Regions from separate parts of the Mus musculus genome. Here region 1 is linked to region 2. A link is a loop called in an ENCODE intact Hi-C map of the cell type or tissue named here. Cell type or tissue: heart. All regions are shown on one strand. Each heading gives the region's core, and the rest is flanking DNA. Links, peaks and the distances in the headings are about the cores only. Region 1 overlaps Csrp1 (cysteine and glycine-rich protein 1). Region 2 overlaps Lad1 (ladinin).

Region 1 (15,429 bases), core at 5,255-9,254, 76 kb before region 2:
GGGCCGGGGAGAGGGGCCACTTGGTAAAGTCCTTACCGCATGAACATGAGGACCCAAGTTTAATTCCAAGCACCCAGTGTAAAAGTTGGGTACTGGCACTATGTACTTATAGTCCCAGCGTTGAGGAGACAGGAGGATACCTGAGACTTGGTAGTCAGCTTGTCTAGCCAAATTGGCAGGTTCCAGATTCAGGGAGAGACCTGTCCCCAAAAATAAGGAGGAGAGGAGTTAAGAAGACACCTAATGTTGACCTCTGGTCTTCATATGTATGAACGCACACATACATGTTCACCTTAATTGCACACACACATGCACATACACATGCACACACACACACAGAGAGAGAGAGAGAGAGAGAGAGGAGAGAGAGATCAAACAAAAGCAAATAAAAAAAGAAGAAATAAAATAAGACTACATGAAAGGAGGCCACAGAGTAGGTCTCTCTGAGGGGCTGCTGGGACAGCTAAGTACCTATAGTTTTACAAGTGCCAGAGCTGGAAGGGACCCTAAGAGTTATAGTCCAACTTCTTCATTTTATAATTGAAAATTAGAGGCATGTCAGCCCCGCTACCCTTCACCCCTGCTCAGGGGAAGTAGGTTCCTTTCCTGGGCCATGGCCCAGCGTGTCACTGGATCTCCCCACTCTCACCCTCGGTCATCTCTGGCCTCTGAGCTGCTGGGAAAGGGTGGCTGTCAGCCTGGCCATCGGCTCTGCCGTGGGGAAGTGGATGCAATGATGAAGACTCACCAGACTTCAGCCAAGGTCATTGCCCTAATGAGAAGGCTCTGTCAGCAGATTTTTCCTGGAAAGAATTAATAATAGATGATTTATAGAAGTGAGGGGCAGGGTGGGGTGGGGGGAGTCTTAGTAAATGATGTGTTAAATGATTGGGGGCTTTAACTATGCAATGAGGAAAGTGTGTGGTGTTGCCAATTCTTTGAGCTTTGGGATCTCAGAGGCCATGGTGGCCTTAGCTCTGATGGCCCTGTCCCTGGCAAGAGAGAGAAGGGTTCTACCACTGCACTGTTAGTCATCTTGCCACATGTACTTCTGTGTGTAGAGCCCCTGGACACAGGCCCACCACCAACCCCAATGCATCCAAGTTTGCCCAGAAGATTGGCGGCTCTGAGCGCTGTCCCCGCTGTAGCCAGGCGGTCTATGCTGCGGAGAAGGTGATCGGTGCCGGGAAGGTAAGGCGCTGCAGGGCATGAGGGAGAGAAGAGGGATGTGTGCTTCCCAAATGTGAATTACAGAGCTGTGTGATGGATGACTCTAGATCTGCTCCGGGCCTGAGACCTGCACTTAGTCTCCTTCCAGAGATTGAGTGACCTGGCCCTGTGGGCTGCTTGTCCTGGATCCTAGAGAACTCACCCAAACCACAAACTGAACCATCTCCAGTGCCACAGATTGTCTGTGGTCACTTTGTAGGGCATTGCTAAGGCTAAGGATGTAGGTGGATATTGAAGGGCCCATCCCCTAAGATTTCATTACTGGATTTCCTTTCCTTTCCTTTCCTTTCCTTTCCTTTCCTTTCCTTTCCTTTCCTTTCCTTTCCTTTCCTTTCCTTTCCTTTCCTTTCCTTTCCTTTCCTTTCCTTTCCTTTCCTTTCTTTTTCCTTCCATTTCCTCCTCCTCCTCCTCTTCTTCTTCCTTCTTCCTTCTTCCTTCTTCCTTCTTCCTTCTTCCTTCTTCCTTCTTCCTTCTTCCTTCTTCTTGCTCTTGCTCTCATTCTTGTTCTCTCTTTGAGACAGGCTTTCTGTGTGAGGCCCTGAATGTCCTAGAACCAGGTTGGCCTTAAACTCATAGAGATCTACCTACCTCTGCCTCTCCAAGTGCTGGTATTAAAGGTGTGTGTCACCAATGCAACATGGCTACGTTTTCTGAGAGGGCTTCTCAGGCTGGAGTGATGGCTCAGTGGTTAAGAACACTGACTGTTCTTCTAGAGGTCCTGAGTTCAATTCCCATCAACCACATGATAGTTCACAACCATGTGATAGGGCCACACGCCCTCTTCTGGTGTATCTGAAGACAGCTACGGTATACTCATATACATAAAAGATAAATAAATAAATACAACTAAGAGGGTTTCTCTTTCTAGGATGAAGATTTACAGCTTTAGTTAGATTTTAGGAGTTTTGGTTCCAGAAATACATTTTACAATTATAAAATACAATTATAAACCATCACGAAATACATATTTTGCCTGATGGAATGTATTCTGCAGAGATGCACTCATATAACCCTGAGGACAGAGGTTTTCTGGGTTAAGGTTCTGTCAGCCTGCTGGAAGGGGTTTCCATATTATTTTTCATTCCTTTGCCTATCCTGTCCCTGTGCTATTCTGAAAGTCGCTTCCGGCTTCCATTCTGCAGTGCTCAAGGAGAATCACTCTAGACAACCAACTGTCCAAACAGCCTGGCGATCATTTCCTTGATATTCAGGAAAGAGCAGGAGAGCCCTGGGGGGTTGCAGTCTTAGACTAAGAGTCAGCAGACCACAGAACATGTACCCTCAAGGAGTGTGGTCAGAGAGGACATCTGGATCTGGCCATGCTCAGACAGCAAGCCAACAGACCCATGGCGCATGGAGCCCGTGGCCAGCTCTTTTGGTTTGGCCCATGGCTTTGAAGGCCTTTTGATCTTGAGGAATGGGTCAGGAGTGTGGAATGGGAATGAGTGCTTGGCCAAGTCTGGACCACGGGACCTCTGCATTGCCGCTGAGATTATCCCCATCACACAGACCAAGGAAACGGGAGTCCATAGGAATGAGTATTTTCTGTACCCGTATCTTCTAGCTAGGAAGCAAGCCAGGAGCCCAGCTAGACTTGCCTGATTCGGAAGCCCTGCCTCTTACTACTGTTGACTTTACTGTGGGCTACTTAACCTCTCTGAAAACATTTCTATACTTTCGAAGACAGGAAAGGGTTGTTAAGCCAACTGTGGTGATGAACTGTCTAGGCCTTCCGTAATCTGCTTGAATCTTGGTTTTGCCATTTATTCGTGAGCAGTTATGCGTAATGAGGTCCAAGGGAGTGGAGCCATGATGAAGTGATACCATGACTGCCTCACACATACAAAATGTTTTTAAGATTATATGAGGAAATACATGTGTAGTGGGCACTGTTGTGCCTTAAGTATCGTGAGAACAGGAGTCTGTCATGGCTACACATGCCTGTAATCTCAGACTGAACCCCCAAAAAGGAGGAAAAAGGAAGAAATAATAACATCAGAAGTCATCTTTTCCCTTTGCTTATGAAAGTAGGAGATTATTAAAGAAATACCCAGGAATCTCTATTTCCATGGCATAGGGTAGAGATTGCACTGAGGTCCGGCAGTAAATGCCTTTAATCCCAGCCTTTAATTGGGAGGTGGGTCTTTCTGAGTTTGAGGCCAGCATGGTCTACAGAGTGAGTTCCAGGGCAGCCAAGGCTTCTGAGAGAAACCCTGTGTTGTCCTGGGGAGTAGAATAATTTTGAATTCAACAGGAAAAGAGAAGAAGCAGCCCCCGCCCCTCCCCCCCTCCCCCAAGGAGGCATTAGGGACACAGTGTGCCTTTCACTGTGGGCTGAATGGGCAAAGACACTAAGCTTATTTCAGGAGTGGCTGGAAAATCCGAGATGCTACTCTGGGTAGGCTGTGTATAATTCAGTCTTCTTGCAGTCTGGAGGGCTGGGGTAGTGGCTTCTGCTTTACAAAGAGGTTTGCACAGAACACTGAAGGAGAGTGAAGATGATCTGTCCATCCCATCTCGGCCCCCTGCTTTTGTCTGCTGTGTCTTTTGGGCACAGGAGGAGCTTAGGGGCAAGGTCCAGTGGCCCGGAAATCTGAAGGCCCCAGCGGCTTTCCCTACCCTCCAGCCTGGGCATTGGTGGTTACACTGGGGAACTCACTGGCCTTACGTGGGGTACACCGGGGACCTCAGTGGCCTTACATGGGGTACACTGGGGAACTCACTGGCCTTACATGGGGTTGTTTTGTTGTCCCAGCTGAATGTGGCCAGCCTCTTCCACCTACACACCACCCCGCATGTCCAGATGTGGCTGATGGGAGTTGGTTATTGAGTTGTGTTGTTGATGTGTAGCTGTGTGTGTGTGTAGCATGCACGCATGCATGTGGGTGCATGTGAATGCCATACAGACTCGAGTCCTGCCTCTCTTGAGAAACTCTTTGCCCTGTGCTGCTTTAGGGCACCTCTTGGAATCCCAAAGGGCCTTCTGTGGCTTTCTATTGAGTTCAGTACACTGTAGACAGACCTAGTCTCCTTTCAAAAACCATACAGATTTGACTCAGGGCTTCCTCCATGCCTGGCCCCATGCGAGCACTTGACTCTGCGGAAGCCATTTAATTCTGACGGCTGCCTAGGCACCAAGTGCTAGAACCTCAGAGGCTGGGCTAGTTCAGGAAAATAACAGTGATGGTTGCCTGCTCTGTGGTTGTGTACCAGTCATCTTAGTATGAAATCCTCACATCCACTCTGCAAGATAAACAGAGACAGATAAATGTCTCCTGCGAGGACATTGAGTGGGGGCAACCATTCAAGTAGCATGTGACAGAGCCAAGATAAATCCAGAGCTATACCAGTTTCACAGGCAGAATGGTGTGGTGAAGGCTTGCCTGCCCGCCTGTGGGGGTTGCAGCTACCCAAATGAGATGTAACCCTCTTCTGTGGTGCAGCTGGGACCAGTGAGCAGGGAGCCATGGTAACACGTCACATCCATGGCGGCACATTACTAGTGTGCACTTGGTGCCTGGCCTGCTCCCTCTGTGTCTGGGCCACACTCCCCTAGCATCCCTGCTACCCCAACCTGACTTGCAAAATGCCTGTCCATGATGGCATCTAATGGTGGGCTGGTCCCCTAGTCGCTGGCAGTGGTGTTAACCATTTCCCCATTTCCTTTCTTATCTAGTCCTGGCATAAGTCCTGCTTCCGATGTGCCAAGTGTGGCAAAGGCCTTGAGTCGACCACCCTGGCAGACAAGGATGGTGAGATCTACTGTAAAGGTGGGTAGCTCCACTTCTCTCTGAAGATCTGAAGGCTGGAGGAGGCTGGAGACCAAGCGACTATGCTGTCGCTAAATGAACCAGCCCTCTTGCCTTCCAATCCAAGGGAGAATGAGACTTGGCCAGAATCAGATGGAACACGGGCCAGGGATGAGAGTGGAGCCTAGGATCTTAATACCCGTCTAGTGACCGAAAGACAGCAAACGATTTACTCCCTCATTGAAATAAAGGGGACACGGTTCTCCTCACTATTGAGGCTAGGAGCACGATGGAGACGGGGAGGTGGGCACTGATGGACTGTCCTCCAGAGACCAGGCACAAGGAGTGGTGGGTGGAGTTACTCTGAGGACAGGAGTACATCCTTACCCTTCTCTCCTCTCTGCAGGATGCTATGCCAAAAACTTTGGGCCCAAAGGTTTTGGCTTTGGACAGGGAGCTGGAGCCTTGGTTCACTCAGAGTGAGGCTGCCACCGCCTGCGCACCCTGCTTACTCCTAAGCTTTTCATCAGCGGTCCATTCCCAAGCCTTGGACACCTCCGAGCTCCTCTCCCTCACTCAGCCCCGCTGCACATCACTAATGCCTTGGACTTGGGTATCTGGCTTTTTGTGGCTCAGGGATCTGCCTGAGCTCCTTCCCCACGAAGGGTTTCCTCCTGCCTGGCATTTGATACCATTACCTTTAGGAGACATCTGTCTAGTCGCCCCTTTCCAGAGACCAGGTCCCTTTCCCCACACCTTACCCTCCTCTGTTTCTAGGCTGAATGTCCACTCTCTACTGGCCAGGACACCTGAGCCCACATCTTTGGAGACCAATAGAGCAAAGCAGGAGACCTGGGGCAGGGAGGCAGGACCAGAATTGGCCTAGGGAGGGTTATGGTTTTTGGGTCCCAGAGAGTCTCCTCTGAGTAGGCGGCTGAGTTCTTGGTGTATCTCAGTCTGGGAAGTCTCCATGAGAGGCAGGGAGGTGCAGATAGGATTGTGGGCCATCGGAAGGAGCTCTTTCTCTGGCCCTTGCCTTTGAATGTGGAAATAGTATCTTTTCACTTAGGAATGGAGAACAAGCCAGTTCAGAGGACCCCAAAGTCTAGAGATTGCCTGACCTCCTTAGGCATCAAGTTCCCAGTTTGATGGGCAAGGGAGATCCTAATGAATACCTTGACCAAGTATTTGCATTTATCAGTGGTCCAGATCTTGGAGTGGCCAATTCTAGTTCTAACCTTGGGCCAGGTGGCTGAAATAGACAGTTTCTGTTACAGCATAGCCCAGGGTAGAGCTGTGTTCTAGCCACTCCTGAGGGTTCCTCTGAACCCCAAGTCCTCACTCCCCTCCAACCCAGACTCAGACCCTTCTTTCTTCACCCTACCTTTCTCTAGTAACCTTCACTACCTTGCCCACCCCATCCAGGCCCCAAGGTCAGGAGCGGGGGGGGGGGGGGCGAGGGAGGGGAAGGGCCGGGCCTTGATGCTCCCCGGAACTGAGGGGACAAGGCTGTACAGCTGTTTGCTGCAAGGGCTGTAGGCATGGGCTGTTGAAGCTGATTTATCATCTGATCAATAAAGCAATTTAGAACTGAACTCTGCTTTCCTGTCTGTCTATGGGGGCCCGGCCACACCCTGGAGTCAGCGCTGGATCAGACCAGAACAATCTCAGCAAGGCCTAGTAGAAATGAACCAAAAAGAACCACTCTGGAACTTTCTATGGAATGTTTACTTTTTAGTATCGATTCTAAGGGAACCAAATGACCAAAGACCATGGCCTCACCCTGTTTGCCCACCCCAGGATGTGGGAATTTTGTGGACTTGGCTTTTGAAAGGCTCAATTTGGTCCCAACAATATGTTCAACACTTCAGCTTTTGGAAAGCCCCCTGTACAGAGAAACTCAGCCAGAGGAACGTCCTGTATCAACTCCAGAAGTCTCACTTCTTGGAAAAGTGTGTGTGTGTGTGTGTGTGTGTGTGTGTGTGTGTGTGTGTGTGTGTGTGTGTGTGACATTGGGGGGAGGCAAAAAGCTGTCTGTTTTTCTCTTAGGGCCCAACAACCAGGTACACGGAAGACCAGGCGTGGGAAATAGGCTTGTCTGAAGGGTTGTAGTGTTGTTCATCGTACCCAGAGCTAGGCTGTACCAGTCCATGAAAATGTGCCCACACTGAGTTTTTCAAAGCAGTGAGTAGAGTTTAAACTCTACTTGTATTAGCTAAAGGATCAGGCCAGCAGTGCTCCTCATCAGACCTACCTACACCACAGTGCAAGGCAACACCTGCCCAACAGCTGGAGATCTAAGAGTGCTAGCCCTAAGTGGCGCAGACAGCTCCCAAACAGGTCTCAAGACCCACAGGAAGTTCTCAGGGACACAAATGGATTCTCCTACCCTGGGCGGGACCCACAGAGTACCAGGATTCGTGCCTTTGGGGTCCAGAGGTGGAGACAGGCTGCCCTCTGCTGGCCATGCAGGCAGGTCTCGGCCCAGCACAGTGCTATCAGGCAGGCCCTGGTACTGCGAGGACCTTGGGAAGTCGCAGGGATCTATCTGCAGGCGCCGAGCTTGCTCTGTACCTTTAGACACCAGATGGCGCTGTGGGGTCAAGGCCAAAGACAGCCACTCCATTTTTTCTTTTTCTTTTTCTTTTTCTTTTTCTTTTTCTTTTTCTTTTTCTTTTTCTTTTTCTTTTTCTTTTTCTTTTTCTTTTTCTTTTTCTTTTTCTTTTTCTTTTTCTTTTTCTTTTTCTTTTCCTTTTCCTTTTCCTTTTCCTTTTTCTTTTTCTTTTTCTTTTTCTTTTTCCTCTTCCTCTTCCTCTTTCTTTCCTTTCCTTTCCTTTCCTTTTCTTTTTCTTTTTTATTTCATTTTATTTTCGTTAGCTACTCCTTTTCTGCTGTGGGTGTTGACGACCCTGTGCTTCTGCGAGGGCATCTAATCTTCCCGGAAGGAGGTGTGCTCTAATACTGACCTATGCCATACCAAACCACGAGAATGACCCAAAGGAGAGAAGCAGACAGAATCTTCCTTTTTCCACTTAAGTGAAACCTCCACATGGTCCAAGATGCCCTTAGGGGAAAGAATGGCATGAAGGACGCCCAGTTGCGCGAGTGCCCTGGACCTTTAGGGTGTGGTGGAGGAAAGCTGCCTGTTCTGATGGAAGGAGGGGTTAGCTCCATCAGTCTTCCTTCAAGACCACAGTCTGGGTCATCTAAAAAGGTGGCTTCCATGGGGAGTCAGACTGCAACGATGAAGGCGAATGCATTTGGAGATGGAGGCAGGAAGAAAATTGAGTTCAAAGCCAATTTTGCTACAGAATAATTTTGTTACAAAAGGTGTGTGTGTGTGTGTGTGTGATTTATGTGATTTGCTATCAGGTGTTTGAGTAATCCCCAAATCAAGAGTACATGCTTTGTGAAAAACAGAAACCCAATGAAGGAACAGTCCCCAGCATCCTTAGACCCTGGTGACGGTGAGGGTAGTTTGAGAAACTGAGCAAATCATTGAGAACCAATCATTGGGTGGTTCTAACTCCTTCCTCCAGTTCCTGGTCCTGCCTTCAAACACACACACACACACCTGTTATGAGAACCATTGCGGAGGTGTGGAGGGGTGCTTTTAAAATAGATCCCAGATCCACCCTATAGATTCTGATCAGGTTGGGATGGGGCATGGGAAACTGTATTTGAAAACTGTGTTTGCCTGAGATGACACTCATAGTCAGCCCAGGCTGGGGCACGTGGAGGTTACGCCAGCCTTGCCAGCCTTGCCAGCCTTGCAGCAGGGGAGCCCTCTCCCCTGTAGCTCACTTGCTTTAGGACTCATTACAGGAACCTCTGGAGCTGTCTCCCACCAGTTGTTATGACGGGAGAGGACTGACCTGAACTTTTTGTTTCTGTTCTCCACAGTCCGTGAGACCAGGTCTAGACTTCTCCCACCTGACAGCCCTCAAAGCTTTGAAAACAGCTGCCCTCCAGTCTGACTGGGCTCCTCTTTAACCCCATCCCCAGAGAGGTACCGGATGGATGCCTTGAGGGTCCTTTTTATTAGTTGAAGAAGAAAGAGGAGTTTTCAATATAGCTCTGTGGTAGAGCACTTAGCTAGCATGTGTGAGACCTTGGATTCACTCCCCAGAAGAAGAACTGGGCTGGGGGCACACCTAGGCATTTGAAGTACTTGGATGTGTCAAGGCAGAGCCATTCTGGAAAAGGCCTATAGACTCTCTTGAGCTAGACTTCCTTAATGGTGTCTCTTTCTTTTGGGTAGTTTGGAAACATAAACTTGTCATTTCTGGCTTATTCTAAGACTATTCAAAGATCAAAGACCTTCAATGACCTTTTGAGATGGAGTCAACTCATTTATGAATGACCAAACTAAAACCAGGAACCAGGGGACAATTTGGAAACCAGTTCAAGGTCAAATGGCAGAACAGGATCTGCATAGAACCCCCTGGCCCAGGACTTATCCCTATACTGCAGTACTGTCTATAGAGAAGATGGCCTGTGTTGGGAGGTGGAAGGGTGGCCTTAGAGCAGAGAGCTAGAACTATAGTGACTGTTAGTGTTTATGAAGCCTAATTTGGATGCCGTCTTATCTGGTGCATGTGCAAGCACTTGGAGTCGAGTGTGATACCCTGCCTTATAGAAGAGGAAAGTGAGAGTCAGTGCATTTTTAAATGACTTACTCAAAGTCTCTGGCAAGTGGTGAAGCCAGGATTGGAACCAGCTGTGTAACTTTGGGCCAGCCTCCTCCCCTCTGGGTGTCAGCGCCTCGTTTGTGAAATGAAAACGTTGGCCTAAATTAGTGCCGGGGAAGTACTTCCCAGGCTCTGATGTGCATACACATCTCCTGGGGAATCTTGTAAAACACAGATTCGAGTTCAGTAGTTTTGGGTGGGGCCTGAGACCGGATGTCTCTCACAAGCTCCCAGGGGAAGGTGGTGCTGATGTTGCGGATCCAGAGACCACACCGGAGCAGCCAGGCTCCAGGGGATCCACCCAGCTCTGATGTTCTTTGTTTATGAGCTTAGGAAGACTCGCCCCAAAGGCCTTGAAAATTCAGGAAGTAGATTATCCTGACTGAAGATCTTAGTGGGCACTTTCCATGTCTGGACAAGCCCTTGTGCCTAGTCTGAAGTATCTGCTCCTGACCCTTCTATACTGCCACTCTGTTGACCTTGGACTGACATCTGCAGAGTGTTCAAGGGCTTAGGTTAGTGCCCGGACACTTACTGTCCCCTATAATAGGTATAAAGAGGAGTACCCAAGATCTTGGGGCCACCCACCATCCCATAGTCTTTTTAGGATTCTTCATAAATACCTACCAGTCTGCTGAGTGCATGGTAAGGCTATATTTTTCCTCTCCTCTTTTAACTTCGTTGTGGCCATGCGCCTTACTCATGTGTTTAAACAGATCAAAGTGACTCATAGCTTTTCTGTACAGAACTTTTTGTTTGCTTGGTTGCTTGAGGCAGAGTTTTGCTATATTGCCCAATCTGATCTGGGGCTTGCAATCCTCCTGCCTCAGCCTCTGGGGTTGCTGAGACTGTAGGCATGCATCACTATGTACAGAATGTTTGTGGCTTGTTTCTAAGACACAGCTTTGCTGTGTAGTCAAGGCCACCTTTAAACTCACGGTCCTTCACCTTAGCCTCCCAAGAGTTGGGATTACAGATTGTTTAGAGCTCTTTAGAAAGTGGGGCTGGAGAGATAGCTCAGACAGCTCAGGTACAGGCATGTGGGGTTTACTAACAATTTCAGTACTAGGGAGTCAGAGATAGGGAGATACCTGGTGCTCACTAGGGAGCCAGCCTAGCCTAACCAGTGAGTCTTAGGTTCAGTGAAAGACTCTGTCTCAAAACTCCTGAGGATCCGTACCCGGGTGGACTTTTGGCACTGACATGTATGCCTGCTCACACACCTCACACAACCATGGGTATACACTTGCACATGTGCACACACACAACTCTTTAAGAGCTGTCGTGTGAATCTTTATGTCCCCTAATGCCTCCCAATGAGGAAGGGAACAGGTAAGAGATGGAACTTGTACTCACTGTGTCACAGTGAGCAGAGCCCTCCCTGGGGTCCTGAATGGGGCTGGTGGCACCAGTACTATAGCCTTTGCTTGGGCAAATAGTTTCGTCAGAAACAGTTCATTTGTGTAGCATGAGTAGCCATCCTAGCGACTATATGCATACCTTGTCAGCTGGGGCCTTAGACAGGCAGTGTTCAGTCCTAAGAAACATGTTTCTGTCAGGCGAGTATAATGGACTGTCAGAAAGCTAATGCTCTCTTCGGGGTGTCTCTTCAAGAGGGGTCACCTGGCTGAGGTGGAGGGGGTGTGTCCCTGAACCTATGAACTCCACCTCTCCTGCTTTGCCAATCCCATGAAGAGAACTCAGATTTCGTTCCCCTGGAGCTTAGCCTGAACCTGACTCAAGGGACCCTCCATGGTGCTGCAAGATCAGCTCTGACTTCCTCTCCTGAGCCCCTCCAGCCACGTGTTCATCTCTTCTTGACCTTGTCCTCAGACCGGACACCTCACAGCCACCTTCTCTACCTGATCATGGAACCTGGGAACTTGCCCATCTCGAAAGTGACAGGAACATTCAGAATTCTGGTCGTGAAGCGTCTGGAAGCCAGAGGCAGGAAGAAGCTGTGAGGAACGTCTCACCTAGAAAGACTCAGTATGGACTCCTTCCCTGCCATTTCCCCTCTCCTTGCCCTGTCCCCCATGCCTATTTTAGGAGCCTTCTGTGAAGGTCAGCTCTCCAGAAAGAGAGGAAGTCACCATCAAGTACAGAGACTAGCAGAGCTGGAAGGATACGTGCAGATCCCTCCCACCCCCGTCATTCCCATAGTACCAGTGAGGGTGCTACTTGCTACTATTCTGGGTGCTAACGTATGAAAAGCAAAGGCAAATGCTTGGTACGAGCCAGGACCAGCTAAATTGCTTGTCTGGGGCAGGCCTGGGGACCAGGAAGGTAGTGAAAAGATATCGTCCTGTTTTGAATGTTTTCAATTTTAAAAAAATGTATTTAAGGCACGCGCCACAAGACAGTTTGTCCCTCAGTGTTAGAGCACAGAAAGGGACCGCATTAAGACTGGAATAAAGCTGAAACTTCCCTGTCACCTGGTTTTGCTGTCATCACGTTTGTGGCCTGGCTGGTGGAAACAAACCTACCATCCTCACAGGAATATTGCAGAAACGTTTATGCACAGGACATCGTCTTGATAGTGGCAATAAACAGCGGTGCTCCTGGCTTGTGTGTTTGCCATGTTATGGTGTGCCACACGTTAAACCTGCTCACAGACGAGAAGCTCACCTAACGACAAGCTTCAGAAGGTCTCTGTCACTGAGCAGTGAGTGAAGTGTCACGTGGATCTAAAAGAGGGTTTCTCACCCCAGTCCCACGAGAGACCCCTTCATGCCTGAAACATTTTTATGCAATCATAGGTATATAGATATGTAAAAATGTGTACAAATCAAATATTCATTGCTAACAAATCAGTAACTGATTTAAAACTATTCTTTGGTATATACTATTCATTAAATAGAACAAATTTTCATTCCCTTGAGATGGGTGCGCTTGTTTACTTTTGCATAAGGAACTAAGTCTTGGCTGAATATTTGGTACTGCTGGGCATAGAGCAGGGTCAACACTTCAGAATGGCCTGGCATTTGGCTATTATAATCATCCAATCTACTCACACCACTTCACACAAACACACCATCCAAAATGATAGCTGGACATTTAGGGCCACTTTAGAAATGGTTGGAAATTCTAATCACAAACCAAAATGCATTGAAGGTTTTTTTTTTTTTGAGAGAATTAAAAAAAAATTAAGCCAGCAACGCAAACAGTAATTTTAAAATTCAAACATTCCTGGTTAGTGAGATGGCTCAAAGGGTAAAAATATTTGTTCTTTGACTCCACAAGTATGAGGTAGCACACATGTCATTGTGCTTTCTCCCCTCAATAATTAAATTCAAACATTCTAACAATACAATCCACTGATAATACTAGCTAAAAAACCTACATGCTCAGAACTGTTAGCTATGATTAAGCCAACCATCTTTGTATAAATCTTTTTTTTTTCCCCCTCCAGACTGGGTTTCTCTGTATTGCTCTGGCTGTTTTGGAACTCAAGCTGTAGAGACCAGGGTGGCCTCGAACTCACAGAGCTCTGCCTGCCTCCACCTCCTAAGCGCTGGGATTCAAGACGTGTGCCACCACTGCCTGGCGAGCTGAAAACACTTTATGCATTAAAAATACTGCAATTCATAGCATATAATATTCTCGAGTCTGAGTCAAGGTGTTCCAGCAGGGTAAACGGTCTCCAGCGCATGCGCAGTGAGAAACTCACCTGTCTGCTAAGGATCATGGCTGTAATGAAGTTATTAGATACTATATGGATGCGTGCTGCCAGATACACCACAGATTCGTATTGTGTTTGATTTTGTGTTAACTTTTGGCCACTTCATGCTCAGAAACCTTTTAATCTCACCAAGATATTCACAGCCCCCATACTCAGTTATACAAATCCCATACAGGGTTGGGACTCAGGTTTAAGACCCTGTGGTTCAAAGCACGTTGTTGTTATTAAAAGAGAATGGTAGGGGCTGGTGAGATGGCTCAGCGGGTAAGAGCACTGACTGCTCTTCCAAAGGTCCTGAGTTCAAATCCCAGCAACCCCATGGTGGCTCCCAACTTCCTGTAATGAGATCTGACACCCTCTTCTGGTGTGCTTGAAGACAGCTACAGTGTACCTATTTATAATAATAAATAAATCTTTAAAAAAAGAGAGAGAACGGTAAGAAACTGAAAATGATTGAAATGTGGAGAGTTACCCAGCAGGCAGGTTAGGAAAGCTACTAGTTGCTTTGGGTCCCCTAGCCTGTTCTGGGAACAGCTCTGCTCTGTGGTCCAGTGTCCTCGAGGGCCATTCTGGGGCAACCCTTTTGCTTCTGCAACATGGGCATCCAGATGCCAACATGGCATGGGAAAGGGGAAAATTCTGCAGGCCTCAGCCTGAATCCTGAGCCCACAAATCCAATCTCTGTCAGACCCAAGCTGGGATCAAATGCCTTCAAGTCCAGACTCAGCCCATCAGAGAGGGGCAGTGGGCGCTCTCAAGACAAAAGGGATCCCTGGTGAATCAGGAAAGTTATTGGGATGGAAAGTGATTAAAGGGCTGAGCGTGGGAGGGGATTTCCAGTCAGAGAGACAGGCCCAGGAGCATGCCCGGGCTGGTCAGCTCCATGGTTGCTGCCCACTTGAGGTCTGTTGCAATAGTGCCCATAAAATCCAAGTCATTAGAGACTTGAAACTTGGGCCGGTTTTCAAAAAAGCAGAGACTGGAGGAAACCCCAAAGCCCTGGACAAAAAGAGCTGTACATCAAAGGAGAAGGAGAGGATCAGAAGTGTGGGGGAAAAAGATCTGCTGGGTGAGAGAGGAAAGCAGGGAGGAACCAGGGAACTGGAGGTTAAATACAGAGAGGGCGCAGGGTGGGGCAGAGCTATGGGTGGACCCCTGCGCCATGTAGGTGAGCTACCTGGAACAAGGAACCGGCTGAGGAGAGATCAACAATCGTCCTCTTTCTTTCTTTTTTTTTTTCACCTATCTGGGGAGTTCCCGGGGCCCTGGGAACCAACCAGGCTTTCTTGGAAATCGTTATTAGCTTCACAAACCGGAGCTTGACAGCCTTCAATTTACAGTGAGCAATGAAGGTGTGATCAAGGATGTGACTGTCCAAAGCTCTGTTGAGCTGGTGTAATTCCTCGAGTGTCCACTCTCGTAGCCAAGCGCACCTTCCAGTCAGTCAGGGGTCCATAGTGATTGCTCAGCATCAAAACCAGGGCTCTGACTCAGTAGGTCTAGGGTGGAGCCTGGAATTTGCTTTTCTGGTGTTGCTGGACCTGGGCGTTTTAAAAACCATTGCTCTAAACTTTGGCTATCTACCTAGAGTATATGGAGTAGTATCAATAATGTATAACAAGGAAGCTCCTAGAAATTCATATTTTCTGGTCCCAGACCTTCTGAACCATCAACATTGATCCCTAGCAGTGTAAGTAAACCTTTCAGTTCCAAGGGCCAGGTACCCAAGGTGCACAAGGGAAACTGCCTCTATGTTTGCAGAAGTTGGCGGAGGGGGTGAGGAGAGGGTCTGTCTATTTGGTGTGATGCTGACATTCCCCAACAGGAGAGTCTGCTGTGCCTACCCAGGAAAACCCCACAGATGCCCTGAAGACAACAATCTCCAGGAATGCGTTTGAAATCAACCCTGCTTTCAAGTCAGTCATGGATTTTCAATTTCATAGAGAGTTCCTAATGTAAACTGGATGTTGGTGGCACACGCTTGCAATCCCGGAACTAGGGCAGCTGAAGCAGAAGATCTCAAGTGCCAGGCCAGCTTGGGCTACATACCGAGACTGCATCTCCAAAAACCAAAATA
Region 2 (16,161 bases), core at 4,552-8,551:
AGCCTCATTGAGTTAGGTAGCACCACCTTGCTCAGAGCCTCGAACGGATGAACATCAGCGGTATTTGTGAAGCATTTAGAGCAGCCTCTGGTGCTGTAGTAAGCACCGACGTGCTAGTGCTCACCCCAACCATTCACCTTCGTTCTTTTACTTTTTGATTTGTTTTTCACCATATTTGAATTCCAAGCCCCGTTCTAGGCCGCCAATAATTGATCTATTACTGGGATTTCAGCGATTGCACCTGCTAAGGAACCGACCTTTGTCCTTCTTCCTCCTCCACGTCGGTGCATTTCTCCCTTTAGAGGCCAATAATCTTTGATTATGAGAGATAACATTCTCCCCCGGGGGTGCAATGATGAGAGGACACACGTTTTGCTGGGTGTCAGGCGTTGATTTCTGAGCAATAGTGGTTGGTGATCACAGTGCCTTTCTTGAGTGTTGGGGTCTTGGACACACTGACTGCTGGCCCTGACTTCTGTTGCCAGCTCTCACCTAGCCTGGTCATAAGTCATGTTTGAGGAGTCCTGGTCAGGTTGATGGCACTGCACTTAGGGCCCCAGTGGAGGGCAAACAAAACCCCTGCTTCCCCAAGGGCAGTGAGCAGCAGCTGAGAACAGCGTTACTCGTGGTCAAGGGATCCTGGAAGCTCCAGCCTAGCCCTGTCGGGTGTGGGCTGGGCAGTGTTCAGTCTCCTCTGGACATGGGCCCCCTCAGGAGGGTAGACGTTATTCCCAGTCTAGGACGGGGGCAGGGAGCAGGCAGAGTGGGAGAAGGAGCTGCGTCCTCATTTGCAAGCCAGCAGAAGTTGACAGAGGAGGGTGGGGCATCAGACCCTGGCTAAGAGACTGTAGGTTCACGTGCGGTGTGGGAGGTGAACAAAGGAGCGGTCTGTAAAATATCCAGGGATCACAGGGCTCATGTGAAGGCCCAGGGGAGTCCTGTTTAAGATCCCTGGTCCCCTTTCATTTGCATTGAGGTGGAATACAATTGTGACTGAGATGTCCAGGAGAATTGATGTGGCCATCATAACTGGTTGAATTGGGATATTCCAGTAGGTTCTCTTCTAAGGTAGCCCCTCCCTTGGGGGTGATGAGCAGACACACTCTTTCCTACATAGAAAGGGGTAGATTGCCTTCAGGGGCTCTGACTGGCTCTTTTGGTCACCATGTGATGTACCAGAGGTCCCCGCTGCTCTCTCCTTACTACCCTGAGTAGTTCCTCTGCAGGCTGCCTCTAGCCTACCATCTTCCTCTGAGCATCTAGCTCTTACACCAGGGCTTTGCACTCACAACTCCTGGGACCCTGTGCCACCAGATATGACACTATTGGACCCACCTCTTGAACAAAGTCTGTACACCCAAGCCTTTCTCTCCTATGGACTGGGCCCTGGGTTTGTTTCCTTGCTTATTGTGTGAGCCCCCTAGCCTCCATGAAGAGAGATATGTTATTTTCTTCCTGCTGTATTTTAGCTCCAAAATCATGCCCAGCCTGTGGGGCCTCAGAAAGCCTTTGTTTAGAGAATGTTGGCTGTACAGACGTGAGGCTTACCCTGGGAAAGCAATCCTCTTCTTCAACAGTGAAGAGGTGCAGGAAGTGACTTGCCCAAAAGCACGGTGACTAGGAACCAGGTCCCCGAGCTGCCTTGCAGACACCAGAGTCCCACCCATGCATTTTAGATGCAATTCAGTTGCATACAGATTGTGAGTTTTGTGATAGTGTGTAGGAATTAATTACAATGATAGTGGTGGCCATCTTCCTCCTAGGGTTTTGATTTCCATCTCTGGTGGACACTCAGAAGCAATTTTTTAAAAACATAACTGACTAAGCCACTTTAAAAAGCCTGTTATCCCCTTTCGGAGAAACCTCATAAGTGTAATAGTTAAGTATGGCTAATGAACTATACCTTAAGTCCAGCCTTATTGTAACAGATGTATAGTTAAGGTTCCCTTTGAGGAATATTTTGTCTCTATTTCCTTCTTCAGCTGCAAGCCAACACAGTGTGCCTTTAACGAATTGCCTCTTCAAGGACAGACTTCCAAGAGAAAGGAATATGCCCACACCTACTTCCCTTAATACCCAAACTTGGTTACAGACTAGGGCTGCCTTTCTTAGAGCTGTTGAGTGGTTATGTGTTTATATGGGTGGAGGGAAGTTGGGTCTTAGAAGGCAAGGGGGATAAAGATGGTGAGAAGGGCCGGTGCGTGAGCCGATTGGATTGCTGGGTGGCTGGGTGGCTGGATGAATGGATTAGTGGGAAGTTGTGTGACTGCCTGAAAGTGTCTAGTCAGTTCCACAAATTCAAGGTCACGGGAGAAGAAAGCATATGTATAGTATGTGGAATCCCCCTTGCTGCTCCAGGCAAGTAGGAGACAGCTTTAAAAGTTGAGAGAGGCCCTGAGAAGGAAAAGTCTACTGTGGATCTCTCTCCATCGGATTTGGGAGTCTACCCTTACCCAACCATCAGAGGCTAAGGATTTCTGTGTGGGATGAGCAACTGTGAGGGAACTCCTCATTTATTGTCTGTGGGGGAGTAAGAAGAGAAGGGCATTGTCACAGCCGCTTCGCCCCCCCCCCAGCCCCGCCCCATCATCCAGTGTTGTTCTCTTGCCACAGTCAAACCCAGCACACACAGGGGTTCTCATCCAGGGGTACCGTGACTCCAAGGTGCTATTTGGTAATGCTGGGAAGTGTGTTTGCTTGTCACAACGGGGAGGGGGCTGCTGCTATGGCACCTAAGGGGGCCATTCAGTATTTATAATTCAGGGCAGCTCCTCACAAGGAATTAGCTGGCTAAAATGTCAGTGCAGCCCACTGGAGAAACTCTGAGCTAACAAGATCCCTCCTGTGTAGACAGGAGCTGCATGGAAAAGTTGAATTGTCCAGTAGCCACATTAAAGAAGTAAAAGGGAAAAATTATATAATATGTCTCATTTGCTTTAATAGATTCAAAAGTGATCTTTTAAACACGGAATCAATGTACAATCTTTCTTTTCTTCCTTTCTTTCCTTCTTCCTATCTGTCTTTCTTTCTTTCTTTCTTTCTTTCTTTCTTTCTTTCTTTCTTTCTTTCTTCCTTCCTTCCTTCCTTCCTTCCTTCCTTCCTTCCTTCCTCCCTCCCTCCCTCCCTCCCTTCTTCCTTCCTTCCTCCCTCCCTCCCTCCCTCCCTCCCTCCCTCCCTCCCTTCCTTCCTTCCTTCCTTCCTCCCTCCCTTCCTTCTCCTTCCTTCCTTCCTCCCTCCCTCCCTCCCTCCCTCCCTCCCTCCCTCCCTCCTTCCTTCCTTCCTTCCTTCCTTCCTTTGACACAGACTCTCACTATGTAGCACAGGGTAGCCTTCTGTTCCTAGGCTCCAGCCTTCTAGCTGCCTGTTAGTACAGGCACAGACCCTCACAGACAGTTACACTGTTTCAATGAGAAACTTTGCACTTCTCTTCTTCATCCTGGGTCTTTGAAATCTGGTGGGCATTCGCAAGTATAACCCATCTCTGTCCCAGTTATCTGCACTGGAATGCCCCAAGGCCACTGGCAGCAGGGCCGCCTCCAGGCAAGAAGTCTTCTCCAAGTCTGGCTGGAGAAGGTGCTCACCTGGCTCTGGGCTGTGTTGACCCTACCTCCTTCTCCTAGCCTTGCCCGACAGCGGACTTTGGAGGACGAAGAGGAGCAGGAGCGGGAACGCAGGCGGAGGCACCGCAACCTGAGTTCAACCACAGATGATGAATCTCCAAAACTCACCCAGAATGGAGCTCAGAGATCTGTGGAGAGGTACTTGGTTGGGTTGGGTTCTGAAGATCACTTCATCGTTCTGAGTGGAAGTGGGTGGGGTCTTAGCTGTCCCAGGAAGACTATGTGAAAACAGTTTGACCTGCTAAGGATTTGGTCCTGGGATAAGGCTGATGGTGGGAAGGTGAACTTCAAATTCCTCATCATCTCCAGACCCGTTCTCAGCCCAAGCACAGTCCCTACCCTTGTCAACACACTCCCGGATGACGTTTGGTGAACCTCTCCGTGAGCCCTACTCTGCTGGACATTTTACGATGCAGCTCCCTTAAGTCCTCATGATGTCTGAGAGGCCACTGTTAATAACGTCAGGGGACACTCAGGGAAGCACGCTAATGCATTGAGGTCCTGGATCTAGTGAGTGTGGCCACAGTGCTCATCCATGTTTGTCAAACTTCCCTTATACAGGCTACCTCCCTATACTCTAATCCTCCTGACTCTGAGAGGAGCAAAATGGGGCAGGTCGTGACAGCTAGGTTTGGGGATGATGAGGGGAAGGAAGAGCCGGGCCGGGGAGTTACTGAACACTGCCCACGTACTAGGACTTTGCTCATCCCAGGAGCTGCCCAACAAGCTCAGTTTACAGAATTGAAAGGCTCAGACAGTGACTGGATGCACCTGAGATCGCATGAGAAGCTGGGACAGGAGGCACAGACAGACAGACAGACTCCTCTACATGGAGAGCACTGCCTCAGAGTTTTACAAAGGGGTTTTTGTTTGTTTGTTTTGTTTATATTGCTCTTCCTCCCCCCCAACCCCCCAACGAAGAAAGATCAGGCGGTGTCTCTTGGGCTAACCCAAACCCACTGCCTTCGCTGTGTTCCGGACATCCCCGTGTGACAGGCAGGGTGATGGAAAGCTATCTCAGAAGCCTTGGGTTTCCCTTAGCTCCCACGGCAACCTCTAGGCTCTGATGGACAGGAACTATGCTAACTCCTTTGAGCCCTCCCAGCCAGTGTTGCCCAGGCCTAGAACCTATAAATCAGTTGCTTGATCAGTGTTGGTGACTCTGGTTGAACAGTTCACTGTCCTCTATGATTTTGTTTTTTGTTTATTTTTTTTAAGAGCCCAGGGTGCTTTGTTTAAGTGACACTGTGCACGTAGACTACATAGAAGTGATTATTTTAAAAATATTGATGGGGAGGGAGAGGGAGCAGTTGGGAGGCCTGGAGGTCTCACTGAGTCAGCTGTACTCGGGGTCACCCTCGCTCCTGATGTCACCTGATTCTATCCACCTTCTTTCCCTTTTGATTCAGGCTGCCCAGTGTGGAGGAAGCAGAGGTCTCTAAGCCATCGCCCCCAGCCTCCAAAGATGAAGATGAAGACTTCCAGGCCATCCTTAGGACCAGAAAGGAGCGGAGACAGAGGCGGCAGGTGGTAGAGGCTGTCCAGGCTCCAGTACAGGAGAGGCCAGAGGCAGAGGAGGAAAGAGACAGCCTGGGCCCTGAGCAGACCTCGTCACAGCCCCTTGTGCCTAAGAAGAAAGTGGAGGCCCTGCCTCGCCGGAGACTGAGTCGGGAGCAGAGAGGCCCTTGGGCCCAGGACGAAGAACGCCTAAAGAACAGAGAGCTTGCGGAAGGAGAAAAGAGGCTTCCAGAAGAGACGGTGGCTCAGCAGAAGACCTTGGTCTCTGAGAAAACGCCTGTCTCAGAGAAGACCCCAGTGCCTGCCAAAAGACTGGTTTCTGAGAAAGCCTGCCCCTCAGAGAAGGGGACAGCCACAGAGAAAGCGTCTCTGACTGAGAAAAGACATAGCCCAGAGAAGTTGGTTCCAGAAAAAACAAGTGTGACAGAGAAGTCACCGGTCCCTGAGAAGACGCTTGTGTCTCTGAAGACGGCAGCACCAGAGAGAAGGTCCCCTCCAGTTCTAGAAAAAGCCATCGTCTCAGAGAAGATGCAGGAGAGGAAGCTGGTGTCGGAGAAAGCATCCATCTTTGAGAAGTCACTAGTCTCAGAGGCAAAGCTGACGCCAAAGAAGGCAGCAGTGTCAGAGCAGCCCCAGACCACTGGGGGAAGCCAGGCCACCACGAGGGAGCCCAGAGGAAGGGCCCTCCCTGACAAGAGCCCACCTTCTTCTGCAGAGCAGAGCACACCAGCCCCGCCGACCAAAGCCTCTCGTTTCCCACCCATCACACTCCAGGTTGGCATTGTTCTGTTCTGTCTCTCTCTTGCCCTCCCTAGCAGACCTTACTGCAGTCCAGCCCTTGTGGCCTCTGGCTCCCTCGTGTCCTCCTCTCCTCCCATTTTTGAGCTGGTCTTGGTGGTTTCTTCACTCTTTATTATTCCTCACTCCTGTCAGAATAGGACACTGAGTCACGGGCAGATTATTAGACCTGCAAGGGGCCATGTGCTGGGAACAGCTGGGTTCTCAAACCAGGTCCTAGACTCCAGCTCCCAAGCCATTTGCTTCTGCTCAGAGTCAGGGTAGCCTAGACTCCTGTTTTCTAAAGAGCCTTCCAGGGAAACCAGCACCCATTAAGTATGGGCGTCTTAGGCTACACAGCAAACTCTTAGGAAGCCTCGGATCCTTCCAAAACTAAAGCTCTGCCTGGTGGCTGGGCTACATGAGACTATATAGCCACTGCATGGCAGAGAGAGAGAGAGAGAGAGAGAAAGAGAGAGAGAGAGAGAGAGAGAGAGAGGTATAGGCAGTCTGATTGACTCTCTTCTTCCATGTGTAGCTTCTGGGATGAGCCAGAACACCCGAGGTCCCCCCTGGAAGTTTGGGTTTGGGGGTTTGGACCTGGGAGCACCCTACAATTGTACTGAGGAAGATGAGCTCTTGTCTGACACCTTTGCTCCACTCAGGTGAAAATTCCCAGCAAGGATGAAGATGCAGACACACCTTCACCCACCCTGCTCACCTACAGCAGTTCCCTCAAACGCTCCAGCCCCAGGACCATCTCCTTCCGGGTAAGAGCCAGGGGACCCTAGTCACCAATCAGCTGCAGAACACGCAAAGGAAACCAGTACCCATAAAGCAAGAGCTGTATGTTAGACAATAGGAAGGGTCTTCTTAGAGACTGGATAGAGAGGAGCTTTGAGTTATGGGTACCCAAACAAGAGAAGTCATTCTAAATAAAGAGAGCAGGTTGAAGATGTAGAAAACTGGTGTGTGTGTGTGTGTGTGTGTGTGTGTGTGTGTGTGTGTCTCTGTGTCTGTGTCTGTGTCTGTGTAAATGAATGTGAGCAGCCCCACCTAGTGGATAAGATTAGGACTGCAGAAAGATGCACTTGCCGGACCAGATTGGCCTGTCACAACCCTCTTGTGTCTTCATCAGTCCCTGTCCTTCCTTGGGAGGTAGGGGCAGGGCAGAGAGCAGCAGGTTTCTCTCCAGTGTTCTCTGCCCCTGCCTTGCTGTGGTGTGATGAAATTGGAGAGTTTCATCTGGTCTGTCTCAATGCTTTTGTTTTCTGCGTCATCTGTTCCTCCATCGATTGAATGTGCCTTGTGCCCTTGATGTGTGCTAGGCTCTGGGAAAGAGCTGGTAGGACTGAGGTTGACCAGTACTCCCAAGGCTCAAGGTCCCTGATGAGGTAGTTAGGAATACAGGTTGTAGTAGGTACCTTGGCAAGGCTGGGGAGGCTGAAACAGGGCTTTGGACCCACCCTGGAGGATGAAGGCAGGTGCTTTCAGATAAGATTTTTAATGAAGGCTTGATACTTTGAGGTGGGGGCTGATTCTCAGAAGTTAGATGCATCCTGAGAGCTAGATTCCTCACTGGAGAGGGGACATCGACTTCCTGAGACCCTCACTTACTAACCTTACCTTCTTATTTCAGATGAGCCCCAGGAAAGACAACTCAGAAACACCCTTAACCCGCAGGTGAGCTGCCTGGAGGCCTTGCTTGCTTTGGTCTGGTCGTGTGTATATATATTTTTTCCACCTGTCATCATTGTGTCAGGCTGGGCCATAGGACGCATGAAGGAAGATGAAGGCTTTGCTTGTGGCTCTAAATCTGTCAGGGTGACAGGATTGACAAGAGGCCCTGGGGTTGGGTGAGATGGCACTGGGAGGGATTTGTCACCACAGCTTTGTGTGCTATGGCAGGGAGTCAAGTACCTGTCCCATGACCCTTCCCATGCTTGGAGGAGACATAGTTTTGATGGGGCTCTGAAGAGGGAGGAGGAAGCTTTTCTCTTGACGTTGGAGTGGGAAAGGGTGAGAGAACGTTCCAGAAGGGAGGCTATGATTAAGACAAAGACAAAAACGACTCAGCTGTGGCAGGCCTAGAGTGGGGCCCAGGAACCTGCATGTTTAGTAAGTACCCTTGCTTTGTCACTCTGAGGCAAGCAGAGGGAGGATGGTATGCTGTGTGAGGGTGTGGGAGTAGGGGAACGCAGACAAACACAAAAAAGTTCTAAAATGTAGTGCAGGCGTTACACGTTCTGTCCACCTCGGCTGTATCCCCTGCCTACTAAACCTTTAGTAAGAGCTCCTGTTCCTAGGGCTGGGGCTGGCTGGGGTGGGGGGTGGAGCAAGAGGAGAACAATGACAAGACACTCATTTGAGATCTTTGAACACATAGACACCCTAGCAGGCAGATGCAGGGACAGCGAGCGGTGTGAACCAAGAGTGGGATCATAGGAGCGGTTATGACCAACCAGCCTGTGAGAGCTGAGGTGTTTTTAGTGGAGGTGACAGGGTGTGAGAGGGGAAGGGAGGAAGGAAGGAAACAGTGGGAAGCACTCCTGATCCTGGGATGCCGGATCAGGCAGGCAGGCTGTTCCTCAGAGGTGAGAAGGTTCCTGGAGTCTGTGGACTTCCTCCCTGCCCGAGTCAGTGCATTCCACTCTGCAGCGAAGGCATCCACCCTTCATTGAAGGCATTCTCGTTGCTTTCTGTCCTCCCTCTTTGCCAGTGAGCATGATGGGGCGCCAGCATGGTTGGGTGCCAGGGGTGGGTTCTTCAAGCCCCGGAGACAGGCCTGGCCACCCTGCAGAATTTCACTCTGGCCTCCCTGGTTTGTTTTACTGTCTTCCCTTCCTACAGTGCCAGCGTGAGGCTGCCGGCTAGCACCGTCAAGCTAGGGGAGAAACTGGAGAGATACCACACAGCCATCCAGGTAGGAGCAGAGGGTATCTGTGAGGGAGGGTAGGAGCCCCCACCAGGGTAGAGGGCATTGTTTACGAACCTCACGGTCCCAGCTCAGCCCTCGCATCTCTGATTTGGCAGAGGTCAGAATCCGTCAGGTCTCCAGGCTCCTCCCGTACTGAAGTCCTTGTCACACCTGCCGGTGTAGCCAGCAAGCGACACCTCTTTGAGAAGGAGCTGTCAGGCCAGAACCGCACAGAACCAACCTCCATCCGAAAGGTGAGGGCCGGATCCCAGCTGCCGGGCTCTGATATCTCTGAAGCCTGGGCCTAACCCTTGGCAAGGTTAGAAACAGTGTTGTCTGTCAATGCTGGCAGGCCCTTGATTTGGCATATGTGTTTTCTGAGATTGTGTCTCCTTAACTGGGTGCAGAACTCCCTAGGGTGGGGCCTATCCCAGGCACACATAGCTTGTACCAAGTGACACTGTGGTGGACAGAATCTTGTCCCCATTCTAGGGTCTTTGGAAGAGCCTTACTGTGGTCAGGGACTCTGAACCCTAAAGGTGGACATTTTCATTCTAGGAGAATCTGCGTCTGTCAGGGGTCGTGACATCAAGACTTAACCTGTGGATCAGCAAGACCCAGGATTCGGGAGACCACGGTTCTCAGGTATCCTCGCCCACGTGTTTCTTACAAGGAGGTCAGAGGAGGGATAGGCTCAGCAGCAATGGGTCATTTCAAAAGTGGAGCTGGTAGCAGGGGCTGTGGGGTAAGGACATAATCTGTGGGTGACAGCTGCACAGAGGAGAGAGTCTGGGTCCCCTTCCTTTCAGGAATAACAAAGGCATCTGGAGTAGGGGACAGGTGGGGGACTCAAGTTCCTCTTTACCCGGGTCTGAGTTCCTGCTTTTTACTCTGATGCCCTAATCAGGAGGTACGGAAAGAGGCATCAGTCACCAAGAGGGCTCAATGGGGAAGCAAGCCGTCCACATCCCTGGATGCAGAGGTGAGTAGGGCGGGGTGGGGAGGGAGGGGTGGAGACTGGCCCTGAGATACAGTGGAAGGCCCCCAAACCTGTCCAAGTGATTACTCTTAAGTGGGTTGCAGTTCGGAGTTGTGTGGTCTGAGTGTCCGGGTTCTGTCTGTCCCTGTGTTCTCAGATGACCAACCCCTGAGAATGATGAGAGCCCCTGCACTGTCTTGGCTGAGCGGTAGTTTGGGTCCCCCATCTAACCATTAGGTTTCGGGTACCTTACCCAGTGTGGGCGAAGGCTTGGTTGTCCAAAGGTGTGCCTTCTTATCCAGAGGTGCCCCCCTCCTTAGCACTAGCAACTCCCTTTCCTTGTTCTAATTGGCCTTTGTCCCACAGGTGTGACAAGTCCTGTCAGGACGGACCTGAAAACCTGCATCCCAAGGGCCCTTCATCATGCCGGCCCCTCTCCTGCAGAACCCTTGACTCTTGCAGACCCCACTCCCTTCCCGCCTCTGGATCAGTCTGGTCAGGGTCCTCAGGGGCCAGGAACATGACTGCCACGCCTTCAGCCCGTCTCCAGCCCAGACTGTGGGCAGGTGTTCTCTGGAACTTTCTTGTCCCGCTGAAGGTACAATGTATCCTGAACCCGGAAAGTGCCAGAGCACAGCCCTGGCCCGTCAGCCATGGAGTGTCCATGTCCTCTCTAGGGACTGCCTCCCTTTCTCCTACTCACCTCCACCATCAAGCTGGGTTATTTTGCCAACTGCAGAGTTACATGTCTAGCCTGCTCCCAGCAGGCACTCGGTGTGCCTGTGATATCTCCACACTGAGTGCTAGACCTATTTACCGCTCCCTGAGGCTTGTTCAAGCCAGACTGGAAAGGAGTCGCCAGGCTGCCTATGTGCTACACCCCACTGCTTGCACTGTGTTCCCCACCCTCCTGCTGCCCTGATCGGGAACTCGGTGCCTTTTCGTCTTACCACATGCCTTACTCTCAGCCAGAAAAACCTTTCCCAGGAAGGATCTGATAAACTCATTCAGTCTCAGGTGTAAGTGTCTGGTAATGTCGATGGCTTTGTTCTCACAGGTTTTGCGTTCCTTCCGAATCAGCTGCAGGGAGTGAGGCAGCGTTGGCTTCGCTGGAAGAAGAAACCCTTCCCTCATTCCCATCTCCTCTCATTTTAAGGTCCTAGTTTTGTGATCTAAGGTCTTAATTGTGCATACCTGGTGTCGGGAGAGATGGCTCAGCAGTTAAGAACTCTGGCTGCTCTTCAGGGGACGTAGGCTCAATTCCCAGCACCTATACATTGGCTTATAAATGTCTGAAACCCCACTTTTAGGGAATTTGTAGGCACTGCATATACACATGGTGTGCAGTTATACATGCAAGCAAGGCACACATAAAATAAAAATCATTTAAGAGCGCAGAATTTCACATAAACTCCGTTCCATACTTTTCCCCCCAGTCTTCCTCCTCCCAGTCCTCAGTACCATGGTCCCATGTATGCTTGTAGGACACTGAGCCACTCAAAAATGCACAACAAACCCTGCAACTCTGTTATGGCCAGAGTCTGAAGGAGGTTAAAGTCTTAAGCCATTCCAGCTCTTATTCCCAATCGATTGCTCTGGATTCACCTAGAACAGCCTTGAGAGAGAATGGGTGAAGGCTGCTCAGACCCACTTGCCTGGGGCATCCCAGTCTCTCAGTCATGGCTACTAAGTGCAACCCTGGGTCCCTGCTCCCCTAGTTTATGGAGTAGAAGCAGCCAGTTCTTCCTGTCTTTTTGTCCTGGGTGAAGGCCCTTTGTCTTAGGCCCTATAGTCCAGGGGACAGAGGTCCTCAGACTCTGCGTGTGCTCACACTTCAGCATCCAGGCCTGGCTTACCTCTGAGAGCCTCCTGCAGCTGATCTCATCTTTTTGCTGGGCTGAGGTGGAGGGAATGGGCCCTGAAGACCTGCCTGGAACATCCTGTATGTCCTGAGAAGGACTTTATCTGCAATTGAGGGCTAATGTAAACCTGGGCGGGGCAGGGAAGGTAGCTATGTGCCACCCAGGCAGTGGAGGGTGTAACTGCTCTGGTTGGGCTGAGAACCTTGATTGGGACCCCAGGTCCTTCCCTTCTCTGAATTCCAAAAGTTCAGGCAGGTGACCTCAAAGGTCTTTGGGGTGTTCATGATGTAAATTTTGGGAGGTTCCTTGGCAAGTGAAGCTCTGTAGCAAGTGAAGCTGTCCTACGGACTTTTAGGAGAGGCTCATGGAGTTCCCCGAGAGGGCAGAGGGGCTGCTCATCAGGTGCAGGCTTGAAGTGGTGTGAGCTCTGCTTGCATCCCCTCTTTGGGGTGCCCACTGTGGGCAGACAGTTGGTGGTGGGAGAGTTGGGGCAGCTGCATTCCACAGCTGCTTCTGCCTCCTGCTTTGCTCTGGAGACAGCTGATGAACAAGTGTGTGTGTGTGTGTGTGTGTGTGTGTGTGTGTAGGAGGTGACATTTGAGTGCCCCCTGGAGGCACTCTGGTCTACCTCCCTGCTCTGCTGCTGCGGTGGCCTGGGGACATCCTGCCTGTCATCGTGTGGGTATCCAGTGTGCACCAGCCCGTGTACTTCTTCAGATCATCACACTTCTGATTTTCTGCCTATCTGCCTAGGCCTGGTTATTTTTAACGACCAGACCTCTAAGTTGCTTCTGGAGTCATCTTGCTATGCACCAGTGTGGCTGCCAAGAAGTGGCTGTCTGGATAAAGTCCCACACCTAAGATGCTCAGAACCCATTGGTTTTCTAGGAGGAGGGTGCTCTGTGTGGATAGATGCCCAGATTCCTCTTTCAGGCATCCATGAATCTGGCTATGGCCTGTTTGAAAGGTTATCAGCTCTCTTGGAAAGTAGTTTAAGTTCCGGGAGGATTTAGGAAAAATAACTTGTAAATTCCCGGAGATTCTAGACTGAGATACAATGCAAAAGCTGGGTGGGACTTTGGTGGGCTAGGGTGGTAAGGGGAAGCATTCTGTTTGGCTCTTTATGAGGTCAGTCTGGCTTCTGCACCCATCATCCCTCTGAGTCTTCTCCCTCCCTTTCCCAAGCCCCCCAGATTTCCTGAGCCCCCCCTTTCATGGGATGTTATTACCCTCAGCCCCCACCCCCCAGCCCCACCCCCTGCCTGTGGCTCTGCCTGTCCTGCTGCCGACCTGCTGGCAGCATGGAGACACACATGTCTCAGGATAAGCCTGGGGCTAGGGATCAAAGTCACTGGGCTCAGAGGCTGCTAGGGACCATGGGAAGGGAACCGGGTCAGCGGAATGATGGGTGAGTTGGCTGGTAGTGTGGACATCTTGTGGGCAGAGGATCCTTACAAGGACTTTGGAATAGAGTGAGCCCTGTCCCTCTGAAGTGGCGGAACTAAAGGAGACCAGGAAAGAAGAGATGGCAGGGGCTGGACGAATCTGGTTTACTCGGTGTGAACGAGAGACGGAATCTAACAGTGTCTGGAAGCGTCAAGGGATCTCAGGGCTTGGGGCGCCTGGAAAGTTGGGCCTGGTTGGTGGTAGTACATGTCCTTCAGATTCTGCTGGGACCTGCTGAGAAGACTGGAATGGAGAGAGCCAGCTGCCCCCTAACTTAGTTTCCTTTTAGTTCTCATCACCCCCTGAGCCCCACCTTGTGCCAGTCACTCTGTGTGGGCTGGTGGACATAAATGTTCAAGCTGCAGTACAAACTTGGTCCTGATCTTATGGATCTTTTGATCTAGTGAGCAAGCCAGACACAGCAGCTCGCCATGACCACAGTTTCTAAGCCCGGGGAGAATTCCAATAATCCCCTCTACCACACTCTTACTGCCAGACTAAGGAGAGTGGCCATTCTTGAGTTACTTCCGCCAGCGGAAGGAAGGAGGCTACTTCTGTGAGGATGACATAGTGTGTGGCCTTGGGGCTCATGGAGAAGACTAGATACCCTCACCAAGGCCTGCAGAGCCATCTATCTGCCTGAGGCCATTTGGCTCATGAGAAGCAGCCAGCAGCCCAGAGGACGTCATTACCCCCAGCCTCATTTCCAACAGTGTTCTTGTCCTTTGTTCCCTAGGACCTGGCTCAGAGGCTCGTGAAGTGTCTCTGAGGTTGACTTCTGCCCTCAACTCTGCTCCCAGCTTGCTCTTCTGGGCCTGGGCTCCTGGCATCTGCTTTATCGGGATTCTCAAGAGGGACAGCTGGTTTATGTTACAAGCCTGTTCCCTGCATATCTGCTCTGGTTTTAAATAGCTTTATCTGAGCAGCTGGAGGACCACATGAGCTTATATGGCGTGGGGTACTTGTTCTTTTAGCCCTGTGCCGGGCACCTGCCAAAATAGCAGCCAACACCCCCCATTGTGTTGTTCCCCCCCCCCCCCATCTCCTGCTGCACATTCCTCCCTCCGCGGGGCTTGGCTCACAAGGCCCCAGCCCACATGCCTGCTTAAAGCTCTCCCCATGCCCTGCCCTCAGCCAGTCCCTGCTGAGGCTGAACAGATACCTCAAGACCTGTGTGCAGTCCCTGTTCAGAGGTAAGACAAGGGGGAGCTCTAGGAAGGGACAGAGGTCAGTGGGGGAACATGAGGGATTTGTTCCTGACATCTCTCCTTAGTCTTTTGCTTGTGTCCACCCTGAGTGGTTACCAGGAAATCCATGGCCCTTTCAAGAGAGGATAACACCTACCTCCACATTCAGAGTGGGTGTTTCCAGGACAGACTCTAACATGAGTGCTGTGGAGTGGAGAGTGCTTGCATTCTTGACGGGAAGTGAGTTGGAGGTCCCGATCTGCCCCTGAAGATGCTTTGTGGTTTCAAAGTCTTGACTAGATTGCTTTCCCTCCCAAGATCTTACATTATTTTATTTATGAGTAGAGTAGCCTAGAGCATTGCTGGGCCATTAAATACAACAGAACCCTAACCAGTTGGATTTCTCAGATTTAGGTTAAGGACTACCCAATCCTTTCTTCTAGAGGCCCAGAGAGCAGGGTAAGACCATAGCTATATTAGCTATAGGGGTCTAGCTCTCATGTCCAGGAACAAAGATGCTATCCTAGAAGCACTGAGAGAGGAGAAATGTTCAGAGGCAGGTGGGGCTCCTCCAAGGAGATGTCCCATCTCCGCTGGGCTTCTGGGAGCAGGTGGGATTCCACTCCTGGAGGAGGTCTAGGGTGGCTAGTACTGGGGGGGCGAAGGTGGGGGGTGCAGAGGAGTCCATATCCCTTCCCAGGAGAGGCAGGCTAAGCTTGTCAACATTGGAAAGGTTTCCCTGGGACCCACTATGTTCCTGCCAGTGTGGCCCTTGCTTCACCCCAACCTGCCCTTAGGGATGGCTCTTGTTCAGAGCCTTCACATTGTAGGTGGCTTTTCTGACTTCTGGGATAGTGAGGGATTGTTCAGGACGTAATTGCTTCGAGTGTAAGACATTTCCAGCGCATTCTACAGGGTGTCCGGCTGGGAAGTCACCTGACCTCTAGGATTGCTCCTCTGCCCCTCTTCTCACAGTACAAGTCCTTTTCTCTGAGCAGAAGAATCTGAGGGGATCAAGTTGCCTTTGCCCCTCCCTTCTCCCCTCTGCTGATACCTCAGCTCATGGGCTAACAGCTGGAGTTTTAGGAAGATCTCAGCTTAATGCTGTGGACACAGGCTGAAGGACAGAGCCTGTGGTCCTCAGACATGGAAAGGCCAGAATCTGAAGCTAAGCTCTTTTATAGGTAAAATGACTAAAACTTCAGAGAGCTTAAGTGACCAGCCTAAGGCCACACAGTAAAAGCTGGGCTTAAAACTCAGACCTTTTGATCCCCCAAAGAGTCATCTTCTGGCTTCTGCTGTTTTTCTTTATTGCCCATGAAAGGTGACCCCTGTGGCTTGTTGTGAGGGTGGTCAGATGGTAAGAAGGTGGTGAAAGCGCAGGGCCCTGGGGACATGCTCCTAGTTACCCCTCCAGCTCCCCCATCTCCTCCTATTTGGTAGCCCTCAGGTTCAGCATCCCCTTAATTCACCTGGCTTAGGTGTGGTCCTCTGTGGGAGCACTTCTTAGTGCTCTCAGTGCTCTTTTGGGATGCATTTCCTGGTGTTCCCGGGGACAGGAACCAAGGTGTTCCCACTTCTTCTCATCTGCCCCAGTGATTGTAAGCTTGTGGGAGGGCAGGAGAGAAGCCCTGGGGCAGCCACACACCTCCCACTTCCAGATCGTTCCCCTCATCCCCATCCCAGGCAATGGTCTCCTCCTCACAGGTCCTGATAGCTCCCCCTGGGGTCTGGACAAGGTGAGTCTACACTACCAGACTCCTGGACTCAGGAGTGGCCGTGCTCATCCCGAGGTCTACGTGGAGGTCATTTGGTATCCAAATCTTCTCACTAGAACACAGCTCCACCCACTGTT

The links. A loop is a pair of places that touch in the nucleus more often than their neighbours do. Peaks named below come from ENCODE experiments on the same cell type or tissue, not always from the same donor. Only the 100,000 strongest peaks of a DNase experiment are listed, where the experiment ranks them.
Region 1: it touches region 2 in a loop (2.2-fold over the local background); 3 of 42 quality-filtered maps call a loop at or near these places.

The regions. Positions count from the first base shown.
Region 1 is chr1:135,745,659-135,761,087 of GRCm38, forward strand. It overlaps Csrp1 (cysteine and glycine-rich protein 1), which reads left to right. Exons shown (of 6, transcript NM_007791.6): 4 at 1,062-1,191; 5 at 4,907-5,000; 6 at 5,386-6,571. The coding sequence ends at 5,462. Among named protein-coding and RNA genes, the nearest start is that of Phlda3, 13 kb to the right of the region's middle. In heart, for the core only: a CTCF peak has its summit at 7,479 (motif pointing left); a DNase peak (open chromatin) is centred at 7,463; H3K27ac peaks cover 797 bases.
Region 2 is chr1:135,822,135-135,838,295 of GRCm38, forward strand. Lad1 (ladinin) reads left to right here. Exons shown (of 10, transcript NM_133664.3): 2 at 3,621-3,758; 3 at 5,030-5,912; 4 at 6,581-6,685; 5 at 7,555-7,598; 6 at 8,766-8,838; 7 at 8,949-9,086; 8 at 9,391-9,477; 9 at 9,740-9,814; 10 at 10,178-11,207. The coding sequence ends at 10,183. Tnnt2 (troponin T2, cardiac) reads left to right here and starts at 14,200. Exons shown (of 15, transcript NM_001130181.2): 1 at 14,200-14,312. The coding sequence starts at 14,239. In heart, for the core only: a CTCF peak has its summit at 7,010 (motif pointing left); no DNase peak of the experiment used is centred there; H3K27ac peaks cover 1,826 bases.